3 separate regions of the Homo sapiens genome follow, and regions 2 and 3 are each linked to region 1. A link is a contact called in ENCODE Hi-C or POLR2A ChIA-PET data. All regions are on one chromosome and are shown on one strand. Each heading gives the region's core, a stretch centred on a gene start or an enhancer-like site at or near the end of the contact. The rest is flanking DNA. Distances are from core to core; before and after follow the strand shown.

Region 1 (4,088 bases), core at 781-3,280:
AAGCAAGAGAAAAGTTTAAAGTGTTGTACAGAAGTTTCCAACCACAGGAGGAGCAAAACACCAAAGAAGTTGTAGAATACAGGGTGTGGTGAAGAGTTGGAGCCCAGGCCGTGCTGTCTGAGAAGGCATGCCAAGCCAAGGTTCAGGCTTCCTAGGACCATGTCCTGCCCGGAGAAGCATTCCAGTCCTTCTCATCATGGAGAAATGGCCAAGCCCCATGTGGTTACAGGGAAGCCACGTACACCACACCATCTTTGCAGAAGGTTTCCAGGGAAGAGACAGACCAACTGAATGACCTCCAGCCCATCCTTGGCCAGAGCCCCAGGCCGAGGAGAGCTGGGCGAGTCCATGATGTCTGATCAGATTGGGGCTGGGGTTCAGGTCTTAAACATCAGGAAGCCCCCAAATGCAGTGCCCGACAGGCTTCTCTTTGTTATTGATCCCTGGGTTAACTCAAACCATACTCGCTCACCCTTCTGCAGCTCAGCCATGGCAAAGACCGTTGCTGTGCTTCCACTCCCCTGCCCAGTGGTACAGACTGGAGTCCGATGGTGACCTCCAAACACCAGCTGCCCGGTGCCTGGCCCTGGGCCAAATTCAACGCTCACTGCAAACAGGTAGACACCACGCTCAGGGGCTCGGAAGTAGCCATGTTCAGGGAAGTAGCTGCTGCCAATGTTGATGTATGTGGTGTTGAACTTCACTGTCTGCAGGGCAGCCGTCCCTTCTGAAAAGCTGGCATAGAAGGCCACAGGGGATCCTGAAACATAACAGGACAGTGCTTAGTGATTCATCCCTTACACCATTGGGTGGGAAATTAAACCCTGAGACCTACCGTCCTCACCTTATTAGCAATGGAAATAGGTCACTATTTCTAGATAACCTAGATATTCCCAACAGCAGTGTTATTGCAGGAGAAAAGCTAGATGGCCAATTCTGTTTTTCACTAATAGAGAGGAAGGAAAATGCAAGTCTGTTGTCTGAGCTGGTGTACATTTTAACAAAATACTTTCATTTTTTTTTTAGACAGGGACTCACTCTGTCTCCCAGGCTGGAGTGCAGCAGTGGTCATGACTCACTGCAGCCCTTTTTTTTTTTTAACGTAGAGATGGAGTCTTACTATGTTGCCCAGGCTGATCTGGAGCTCCTGGGCTCAAGTGATCCTCCAGCCTCAGCTTCCCAAAATGTTGGGCTTGCAGGTGAGCCACCATGCCCAGCCACAAAGCACTTTCTCGTTTGATCCCTTTTCCTTCCAACTTCCTTGAGAGACAGTATCCCTGATTGACAAAACAGGTTGAATCCTTCACCGGCTGCCCAAGGCTACATGGTTTGTAAATGGCAGGCTGGGACAGGAACACGGGTCTCTGACTCCCAGACGACCACCACTTGCTAGGAATCTTGAGATACTCAGGGGAGAGGGAGAAAATATCCATCCTCAAGGTAATAATAATGCTAACACTGGGAAGGTATCTGCAGAGCCATGAAGGCTGGATCCTCCTGGATGTTGAAGACAGAACCTTGGAGAAAGAAGGAAAGAGCAGGTGGAGCCAGGGAAGAGAAGCCCCTTCAAGCTGGTCTTCTTTTTTTTAGTTGATAAAGGGTCTCTTGTTGCCCAGACTGGAGTGCATTGGCGATCATGGCTCACTGCAGCCTCAACTTCCTGGGCTCAAGCAATCCTCCCACCTCAGCCACCTGAGTAGCTGGGTCTACAGGCATACGCCATCATGCCTGGCTAATTTTTTATTTTTTGTAGAGACAGAGTCTTGCTCTGTTGCCCAGGCTGGTCTCAAACTCCTGAGCTCAAGCGGTCCTCCCACCTCAACCCCGCAAAGTGCTGGGATTACAGGTGTGAGCCACTGTTACTGGCCAAGCTGGTCATCTTACATATGGGTAAATTGAGGCCCAGAAAGAAAAAGCTTATTGCTCCAGACCACACAACTAGTAAATTACCAAGCCTCCTGGGAACAGACCTTGAATCTCTAGACTTCTGGTTCTCTGCAGGGACCACTTTGGCCAGCCTTAGGACAGGAACACTGACAGAACACTGGTGCCAGGCCCATGCACGGGCACAGAAGCAGAGGAAGCTGCCATGTGTGGAGGGTGTACAAACAGCCAGGAAGAAGCCAGTCCTGCTGCCTGGACAGCATGGTTGGGCAGCTGGGGACAGGGTCATGAGATGGCACAGGAAAGGTAAGTCCTACTTGGGTCCTGGCTGTGACACTGGCCTTGGCACCAACGAGGTCATGTCCACCATGGGGTTCCTCAACTTGCTCCCTCTGTAGGGGTTTAAAACAAGGTCCCCATTTCTTAGGTGATAAAACCAAAGCCTTCAGAGGAGCAGTTTGCTGAGCAATTACTGACTTGGGTCCCGGAACTCAAGCCTCAGCTCTTTGACTCCCAATCCAGCAAGCCTTTGTGAATAAAAAAATGTTGCTTTTCTCTAGTTCTGGAAGATTTTCTGAGAATTAGACAGCTGAGAATAGCTTTCTCATTTGTGTTCAGATTGTGTCAAATCAGCCGGGCGCAGTGGCTCACGCCTGTAATCCCAGCACTTTGGGAGGCCAAGGCGGGCGGATCACCTGAAGTCGGGAATTCGAGACCAGCGTGACCAACATGGAGAAATCCCATCTCTACTAAAAATACAAAATTAGCCAGGCGTGGTGGGGCATACCTGTAATCCCAGCTACTTGGGAGGCTGAGGCATGAGAATCGCTTGCACCCGGGAGGCGGAGGTTGCCGTGAGCCGAGATCACGCCGTTGCACTCCAGCCTGGGCAACGAGAGTGAAACTCCGTCAAAAAAAAAAAAAAAAAAAAATGCCGGGCGCAATGGCTCACGCCTGTAATCCCAGCACTTTGGAAGGCCGAGGTGGGCGGATCACGAGGTCAGGAGATAGAGACCAGCCTGGCCAACATGGTGAAATCCCGTCTCTACTAAAACTACAAAAATTAGCTGGGCATGGTGGCAGGCGCCTGTAATCCTAGCTACTCGGGAGGCTGAGGCAGGAGAATCGTTTGAACCCGGAAGGCGGAGGTTGCAGTGAGCCGAGATCGTGCCATTGCACTCCACCCTGAGCGAAAGGGCGAGACTCCGTCTCAAAAAAAAAAAAAAAAAAAAAAAAAAAAAAAAGATTGTGCCCAAGTCAGAGGCCGGCGGCTGCCTCTGCAATTCCCCTAACACCCTGCAGGTGGTTCTCTTGCCTAGCCGAAGGAAGGCCGGCCCGCAGCGCCCTCTACCGGTGCTAGGCCCTCGTTCCGGCCGTTCCGTCCGGGCGCCTGCGCAGGGAGTTCCGCCGCAGAGAGAGACCCCCACCCCAACCCAGCCTTGCGCCTGACAGGCCCTAAGATGCGGGAAGGGCTGTGCAAACTCAGAGTGTGCTTCCCTGCAGGGCACACATTCAAGCCCTACAGCCTTCCTACAAACAAATAAAGGGAAATTTGGGGTGTGTGTGTGTGTGTGTGTGTGTGTGTGTGTTTGTGTGTGTGTGTGTGTGTGTGTGTGTTTGAGACAGAGTCCTACTCTGCCGCCCAGGCTGGAGTGCAATGGAGCTATCTTGGCTCACAGCAACCTCTGCCTCCCAGGTTCAAGCGATTCTCCTGCCTCAGCCTTCCAGGTAGTTGGGATTACAGGTGCCTGCCACCACACCGGGCTAATTTTTTTTTTTTTTTTGACAGTTTCGCTCTTCTTGCCCAGGCTGGAGTGCAGTGGCGCAATCTCGGCTCACTGCAGCCTCTGCCTCCCGGGTTCAAGTGATTCTCCTGTCTCAGCCTCCCGAGTAGCTGGGATTAGGCGCCCGCCACCACACCCGGCTAATTTTGTATTTTTAGTAGAGATGGGGTTTCACCATGTTGGCCAGGCTGGTCTTGAACTCCTGACCTCAAGTGATCCACCCGCCTCGGCCTCCCAAACTGCTGGGATTATAGGCATGAGCCACTGCGCCCGGCCTGGAAATTTGTTTTTAAGAACAACATTTTTTTGAAATAAATATCGTCGTGGTAAACACATTTCCAAACCGTGGGGCAAATTCTGAAAGTCATCAGCATATTGAAGCCTTGCACCACGCACGAGAGGAAACAAGAGAGAAGTGTC
Region 2 (4,025 bases), core at 808-3,307, 72 kb before region 1:
CTTGACCAGCTGGAACTACAAAGGAACCATTAGATAGTAATGAAGTATGATACCCTTTTCAGCACTCCTTCTCACCTTTTTACTTTACATCTCCAGTTTTGCCTCGCACAAGGTCTCTTCTTCCTCTGTGGATCCTCTACCTACATGTGTCTACCTGCTAATTAGACAGGCACATGCACACTAGTTTTCTTTATCCCCAAAATTCAGTTTGCAAATGGGACCGAAGAGCTCCCTGTTCCCCTCATGACACCGACACGACAAAAAAAAGTTATTCCACTAATTCCCTTGATGGTCGGTTTAGGAGTTTCTGCCTCCACTATTGCTCTCGGTACTGGAATAACAGGCATTTCAACCTCTGTCACGACCTTCCGTAGCCTGTCTAATGACTTCTCTGCTAGCATCACAGACATATCACAAACTTTATCAGTCCTCCAGGCCCTAGTTGACTCTTCAGCTGCAGTTGTCCTCCAAGGACAACTCCGAGGCCTTGACTTACTCACTGCTGAAAAAGGAGGACTCTGTATATTCTTAAATGAAGAGTGTTGTTTTTACCTAAATCAATCTGGCCTAGTGTATGACAACATAAAAAAACTCAAGGATAGAGCCCAAAAACTTGCCAACCAAGCAAGTAATTATGCTGAATCCCCTTGGGCACTCTCTAATTGGATGTCCTGGGTCTCCCAATTCTGTCCTTTAATACCCATTTTTCTACTTCTTTTATTGGGACCTTGTAGTTTCTCAATTCATCCAAAACCGTATCCAGGCCATCACCAGTCATTCTATACGACAAATGTTTCTTCTAACAATCCCACAATATCACCCCTTACCACAAGATCTCCCTTCAGCTTAATCTCTCCCACTCTAGGTTCCCACGCCGCCCCTAATCCCGCTTGAAGCAGCCCTGAGAAACACCGCCCATTCTCTCTCCATACCACCCCCCAAAAATTTTCGCCGCCCCAACACTTCAACACTATTTTGTTTTATTTTTCCTATTAATATAAGAAGGCGGGAATGTCAGGCCTCTGAGCCCAAGCCGAGCCATCGTATCCCCTGTGACTTGCACATATACGCCCAGATGGCCTGAAGTAACTGAAGAATCACAAAAGAATGAATATGCCCTGCCCCACCTTAACTGATGACATTCCACCACAAAAGAAGTGTAAATGGCCGGTCCATGCCTTAACTGATGACATTCCACCACAAAAGAAGTGAAAATGGCCAGTCCTTGCCTTAACTGATGATATTCCACCACAAAAGAAGTGAAAATGGCCAGTCCTTGCCTTAAGTGATGACATTACCTTGTGAAAGTCCTTTTCCTGGCTCATCCTGGCTCAAAAAGCTCCCCCACTGAGCACCTTGCGACCCCCACTCTGCCCGCCAGAGAACAACTCCTCTTTGACTGTAATTTTCCTTTATCTACCCAAATCCTATAAAACGGCCCCACCCTCATCTCCCTTCGCTGACTCTCTTTTAGGACTCAGCCCGCCTGCACCCAGGTGATTAAAAGCTTTTATTGCTCACACAAAGCCTGTTTAGTGGTCTCTTCACACAGACGCACATGAAACTAGGCAAGAATCAGTGTTTCTCTACAAATTGAGTTGACAAAAAGAAATTATCTTCCCCTGCCCCCACAAAAAAAGAACCAGTATTTCTCAACAAGGAGAGTACTGTTAGCATTTGGTTCTTTATTTTGAAGGATTGTCCCTGCACATTGCATTTTCTATCCTGGTCCCTGGTCAAACTGTATGTCCTGTCATATCCCAGACATTATTCCAACCAAAAAGTCACCTACATATTTTTAGATCCTCTTAGGAGGGGGTGGTAACCCAGCCACTGCTGATGCCTGAGGGGAGTGCAAAGCTGGGTTTTTGAGGAGCTGGGACTGAGATCCTGAGTAGTAGGCACCACTGGGCCTAAAAGGATTCCATGGGGTTGGTTCTGGGAGTGTGGAAGGAAGCAGAGAGTGTAGATTGCTGCTGCCAATTGAATGCCAGTGGCATTCAGGCAACTGACAGGAACAGCGAACCAAATTGGGAAAAAGAAAGTCCCTTCTCCCCTCTTCCAGCTTTCTCTAGTTCCCCAGTTGGCAGAGCCTCTCCAGGAACCAGCTGGTGAAGGACATATTGTCAGCAGCATCCCAGCTCCAGCATCAGAAAGCAGAATCTATAGATAGAAGAGGGAGCTTTTTTTTTTTTTTTTTGGCTGAAAAGCGATAGTGTAAAAAGGGACACAGTACTTTCTGTTTTTTAATCTCATTACTTTCCTGCCAGCGCCTTAACATGCAGTAACAAGTGGAATTTGGGCTTTGTCAGCAGCAAACCTGCCACTTACTGGTTGTGTTAAGTTGGGCAAGTTTCTTTCTTTTTTTTTTTTTTTTTTTTTTTTTTTGAGATGGAGTCTCGCACTGTCACCTGAGCTGGAGTGCAGTGGTGTGATCTTGGCTCACTGCAATTTCTACCTCCTGGGTTCAAGTGATTCTTCTGCCTCAGCCTCCTGAGTAGCTGGGTTTGCAGGTGCCTGCCACCACGCCTGGCTAATTTTTTGTATTTTTAGTAGAGACAGGGTTTTACTATGTTGGCCAGGCTGGTCTCGAACGCCTGACCTCGTGAGCCACCATGCCCGGCCAACTCAGGCAAGTTTCTTTGCGCTTCATTTTTTTTTTTTTCAGAGTTATGAAGATGAAAAAAGATCTTACAGGGTTCAGTAAAAAATAACTTCCAGTTTCCTGTTTAACATATGTGCTCATGGTATACCCGACAAAACACTGCACTTTGGATTAGAAAACCTGGGTGTTAGTTTGTCATATATACTAGCTACATGGAATTCAGCAAGTTATTTATCTCCTTGAACCTATCTTTTCTCTGTAAGTAGGAATGATTTTACTTACTGTAAGGATCACAGAGATGGGATAATGCACGTAAAACTAATTTGTAAGTTATAAAAATGACAGTGACAATGGGATGCTAAGCAGGTACCATTAAATACCACCACATATCTGAGTTTCTCTGATTTAATCTGCACAAAATACCTAGATCATCTGTTTTAGGCTAGACTCTGAACTCTTTACCACCACATTAAACTGTTTTTTTCTCTATTCAATTTACCAGTAAAGGTTGAGCATCCCTAATCCAAAAATCTGAAATCTGAAATGCTGTAAAACCTGAAGTTTTTGAGTGTTGACATGACGCTCAAAGGAAATGCTCATTAGGTGTTTTGGATTTGAGTTGCTGAACCAGTAAGTATAGATAGTGCAAATATTACAAATTTAAAAATCCAAAATCCAAAACACTTCTGGTCCCAAGCATTTCTAATAAGGAGTAGTCAACTTGTACCCATTGTATGCCTATGGGGTGACCAGACCCTCTCCCTTTCCAGACAGTTCTGCAATAACTGATTCACTTCGCCTGTTTTTGGTCATTTCTGCGTGTTCTAGAGGAGAAACAGAAGAGTGACACCTAGGTCTCTTAAATAGACAGCTGACAGACATTACGAATCTCTTCGAAGTACAGATATGCCAAAGATTGCTGTGTAGTACAATCTAGTTGTAATTGTGAGACTTTTGTTGTTGTTGTTGAATACAGTTAAACAAAAAAGCTTTGGAGAAACTAGGTTAGGGAATTTGTAGTACAAGGTTGAATGATGTTTTGAAAACAGATTATCTATTTGAAAAATGTTTCAGAAACCTGGAAGCATTTCTTCTGCATCTAATGTTGAGGTCCTGGTGAAGGGTATAAAACACACAGCATCAACTATATATAATGCTATACTAGATTGTCTTGATTCTGTGGTCCTGGAAGAGTTTATACTTGTGTTGGGGAAACTATCTTGGCATAGAAGGAAAGTGAAGGTTTTGAGTGGGGCAGGGACAGTTGAGCAGAAATACAAAGGTTAAATGTGGGCTTGTTTTGATTGTTAATTAATAATTGAGCATGGGGGAAAGGTAGAGTTGGAAAGTAATTTCAGGGGTGGCGATGAAATTGGTAACTTCAAAGTGGTGGAGACATGACAGTGGAAGTTTTATACAG
Region 3 (4,069 bases), core at 1,370-3,869, 87 kb after region 1:
TGAGGCAGGAGAATGGTGTGTACCTGGGAGGCAGAGCTTGCAGTGAGCCTAGATCATGCCACTGCACTCCAGCCTGGGCTACAGAGTGAGACTCGGTCTCAAAAAAAAAAAAAGAAAAAAAAAATTGCTGGGTGTGGTGGCTCACGCCTGTGATCCCAGCACTTTGGGAGCCTGAGGTGGGCGGATCACGAGGTCAGGAGATCCAGACCACGGTGAAACCCCATCTCTACTAAAAATACAAAAAATTAGCTGGGCACGGTGGCGGGTGCCTGTAGTCCTAGCTACTCGGGAGGCTGAGGCAGGAGAATGGCGTGAACCCGGAAGGCGGAGCTTGCAGTGAGCCGAGATCGTGCCACTGCACTCCAGCCTGGGCGACAGTGTGATACTCCGTCTCAAAAAAAAAAAAAAATTTAACATGTAAAATTCTATGTTAAATGTTAAATTGATGTGTGTGAGCTATGAGTAGAACTATGTACAAAGCATATGTATATCTCATTCCTTTTCAACAAAATAGATTCCAGGTAGATGAAGGACTTAAATTTACATAAATGAATTTATTAACTTACTAGGAGATAACCATCTTAGCTCAGGCTGCTATTATAAAATACCATAGGCCAGGTGCAGTGGCTCACGCCTGTAATCCTAGCCCTTCGGGAGGCCAAGGTGGGTGGGCCACCTGAGGTCAGGAGTTCAAGACCAGCCTGACCAATATGGTGAAACCCCGTTGCTACTAAAAATACGAAAACCAGCTGGGCGTGGTGGCACATGCCTGTAATCCCAGCTACTTAGGAGTCTGAGGCAGGATACTCCCTTGAACCTGGGAGGCGGAGGTTGCAGTGAGCTGAGATTGCACCACTGCACCCCAGCCTTGGTGACAGAGCAAGACTCTGTCTCAAAAACAAAAACAAACCATAAACTGGGCGACTTAGAAACAACAGAAATTTCTCACACTCCTGGAGGATGGGAAGTCCAAGATCAAGGAAGGCACTGGCAGATTTGGCATCTGGTGAGGGAGTCTTTCTGGTTCGTGGATGGGCCCAGCTCTGTCCTCACATGGTGGAAGGAGCTAGCTCTCTGTGGTCTCTTTTATGTGGGTGCTAATTTCAACCTCCCAAAGGCCCCACCTCTTAATATCATTACATTAAGACTGAGGATTTCAACGTATGAGTTTTGAGGGGGAAGACATCATAAACATTTAGACATAGTAATAACATAAAAGACTTTGGCCTAATCTTGGAGAGGGGAGAATCTTTAGAACCATGACAAAAAAATCAGCGCCATAAAGGAAATATTAAGTAAATTTGACAATCCAAAACTGAAATTTTCTATAGCCAAAAAAAAAAAAACTATAAACCAAGCCAAAAGAAAAATTACACACTGATGAAAAATATTTGTCATAAAAATGATAATCCAATATAACAACCCAATATAAAAATGGTCAAAAGACATAAGCAGGCATTTTCCAGAAAAAAGGATAAGCAGGCAATGTACCCATGAGTAGATGCTCAGTCTCACTCACAGTTGAAGAAATGCAAGTTGTTGGGGAAATTAAAACCAAATTCAAATTCATTCTGCAGTAATCCTGCTGCCCTTGGTCCCATCGGGCCACTCCAGAGACTAATCCATTAAGATGGCCACATCCCACAGGCCACTCAAGGGGACACAAGTTCAGCGGGTGGATCACTAGGACATTCTTCCTCTTTCTTTCCAACAGCCATTGCTGAAGCCATAAAGAAAGCCCAAGAGTCAGGGGACAAAAAGATGAAGGAAATCACTGAGACAGTGACCAACACAGTCACAAATGCCATCACCCATGCAGCAGAGAGTCTGGACAAACTTGGACAGTGAGTGCACCTGCTACCACGGCCCTTCCCCAGTCTCAATAAAAAGCCATGACATGTGTACATTGAGCGCTGGATTTATACCCATTTGGATGGAAACACTAGGCAAAGTATTTTCTTGTTGATATAACATATTTTACATATTTATGGAGTACATTTAAGTATTTATTACATGCACAGAATAGTGATCAATCAGGGTGTTTGGGGTGTCTATCACCTTGAATATTTGGTATTACTATGTGTTGGGTACATTTCAAGTCCCTTCTTCTAGCTACTTTGTTTTTTTGTTTTTGTTTTTGTTTTTGTTTTGAGACAGAGTCTTGCTCTGTCGCCCAGGCTGGAGGGCAATGGTGTGATCTCGGCTCACTGCAACCTCTGCCTCCCAGGTTCAAGCAATTCTCCTGCCTCAGCCTCCCGAGTAGCTTGGACTACAAGCGCAGGCCACCACGTCCGGCTAATTTTTATTATTTTTATTTTTTTATTTTTTTAATTTTTAGTAGAGATGGGGTTTCACCATGTTAGCCAGGCTGGTCTCGAACTCCTGACCTCAGGTGATCTGCCTGCCTGGGCCTCCCAAAATGCCCAGGGATTATAGGCATGAGATACTGTACCTAGCCTTCTAGCTACTTTGAAATATACAATACATTGCTGCTAACTATAGTCACCCTAGGTGAAGTATTTTTCAACAGAAACACTTTGCATGTCCCCCGTGTCTCCTCTGTTGAGGTGGACACTGGCACTGGGGCCCCTGCTGCTGGCTGGATAGGTCCTCATGATGAATCAGATGCTTCTCTGTCATGCTAAGTAAGATCTTTCATGTCAGGAAGGGGCTCTTCTGGAAGAATAGTTAGTGTCTGTGCTACATTTCCTAAAAAACTGTTTCCCCGGAAACTATATGTAACTTTCAGGTGCCTCAGTGCTTCAAGACATGCTAAGGGAGGACCCTCATTTGTCTTGCATGTTTTTGGGATTTTTCTTGAGATGTTTTTGCAGGACTCAGGGCAGATAACAGACCAGCTTGATGAAGAATTTAGCAAGGAAGGCCCCCACTGAGCTGCTTCCTGTTCTCGCAGAGATCAGATAAGCATTTCTGCTGGAGAGTTACAGAATCTGGTCAAGGAGAGACTGAGTCACTGCTCAGTCATCCTAGAAGCTGCTGTTGATTTTTTTTTTTTTAAGACGGAGTTTCACTCTGTTGCCCAGGCAGAAGTGCAGTGGCACGGTCTTGGCTCACTGCAACCTCTGCCTACTGGGTTCAAACAATTCTCCTGCCTCAGCCTCCCCAGTAGCTGGGACTACAGGTGCCCGCCACCACTCCTGGCTAATTTTTTGTATTTTTAGTAGAGACGGGGTTTCACCATGTTAGCCAGGATGGTCTCGATCTCCTGACCTCATGATCCACCTGTCTTGGCTTCCCAAAGTGCTGGGATTACAGGCGTGAGCAACCGTGCCCAGCCCAGAATATTTAGCGACTGATGTCAGGCCTAAGTGTTGATAGTGGGTATTAGTGGGCAAGATGCCTGGCCTTCTCTCTTTCTTCTCATGAGCAAGTCAGTATCATAGAGGTTAAACATATCTTTAAGTAGCATTTAACTTAACATTTTTTTAATTAAAAAAAAGAGAAGTAATTTGTAAAAATATTGCATCCCCTATTTCTCTTGCTGGAAGCTATTTGTTCTTAGCAGAAATGAGAAGAAAAGGTGTTTTGCTTAAAAAATAAGTGAGCTGCTCACCCTTTTTCTGGATCTCATCTAGAAGTGGCCTCACAGTTTGTGAACAGCCCAGGAATAGCCAATGTCTTAGCTTTGGAATGTTTGCCACTTTCCAGCTACAGTGGACCTTGTATCCTGGTTTGGTTCCTGATGACTTTCAAATTCTCCTGATCCAAACGCAAGCTCAGAGGCATCAGCACATTGTTGGTGGCAGTACAGACTGAAACACCCTTTTTGGATGGCGGTTCCTCTCACAGGACTTTATTCGCCAGGTGTGCACAGGCACACACAGGTGCCCAAAGGATAAACACACAGATCTACTGTAGCATATTTGTATTACTGAGAGATTAGAAACATCCTAAAATGTTAACCAAATCACTTGGATGAAAAGTTTTGCTCTGCTTATTAGGTTTGGCATACAATATGGAGGTGACATCTATTACTTCCAGTGTATTATAGAGTTTAGCTTGAAAAATGAGACCTGTACCTAGATGGGCACCAAAAGGGACTGGTTAA

What was found. Hi-C counts contacts between places; a loop is a spot of excess contacts on that map. ChIA-PET counts read pairs that join two places held with the same protein, here RNA polymerase II (POLR2A). Pooled maps may share reads with other maps.
Region 2: POLR2A ChIA-PET joins it to region 1 with 10 read pairs in WTC11. The contact joins two enhancer-like sites. POLR2A ChIA-PET finds 5 or more read pairs at or near these places in 4 of 52 experiments (A549, H1, MCF 10A and 1 more).
Region 3: a loop to region 1 is called in a pooled map, with 6 times the contacts of the local background. The contact joins two enhancer-like sites. A Hi-C loop is called at or near these places in 5 of 50 pooled maps. POLR2A ChIA-PET finds 5 or more read pairs at or near these places in 3 of 52 experiments (H1, MCF 10A and activated T-cell).

The regions. Positions count from the first base shown.
Region 1 is chr10:86,936,366-86,940,453 of GRCh38, forward strand. It overlaps MMRN2 (multimerin 2), which reads right to left. Exons shown (of 7, transcript NM_024756.3): 7 at 1-760. The coding sequence ends at 378. Among named protein-coding and RNA genes, the nearest start is that of MMRN2, 19 kb to the right of the region's middle. RefSeq lists enhancers at 3,087-3,381, 3,525-3,574, 4,004-4,088. Within about 2 kb of position 2,031, at least 3 of the 41 ENCODE cell types and tissues checked have a DNase peak (open chromatin) inside an H3K27ac peak, as active enhancers do.
Region 2 is chr10:86,864,039-86,868,063 of GRCh38, forward strand. All of the region lies in intron 2 of BMPR1A (bone morphogenetic protein receptor type 1A), which reads left to right. Among named protein-coding and RNA genes, the nearest start is that of MMRN2, 92 kb to the right of the region's middle. RefSeq lists enhancers at 369-1,021, 1,022-1,673, 3,566-4,025. Within about 2 kb of position 2,058, at least 2 of the 41 ENCODE cell types and tissues checked have a DNase peak (open chromatin) inside an H3K27ac peak, as active enhancers do.
Region 3 is chr10:87,022,827-87,026,895 of GRCh38, forward strand. It overlaps FAM25A (family with sequence similarity 25 member A), which reads left to right. Exons shown (of 3, transcript NM_001146157.3): 3 at 1,715-1,904. The coding sequence ends at 1,848. Among named protein-coding and RNA genes, the nearest start is that of FAM25A, 4.6 kb to the left of the region's middle. RefSeq lists enhancers at 1,687-2,539, 2,540-3,390, 2,766-3,060. Within about 2 kb of position 2,620, at least 2 of the 41 ENCODE cell types and tissues checked have a DNase peak (open chromatin) inside an H3K27ac peak, as active enhancers do.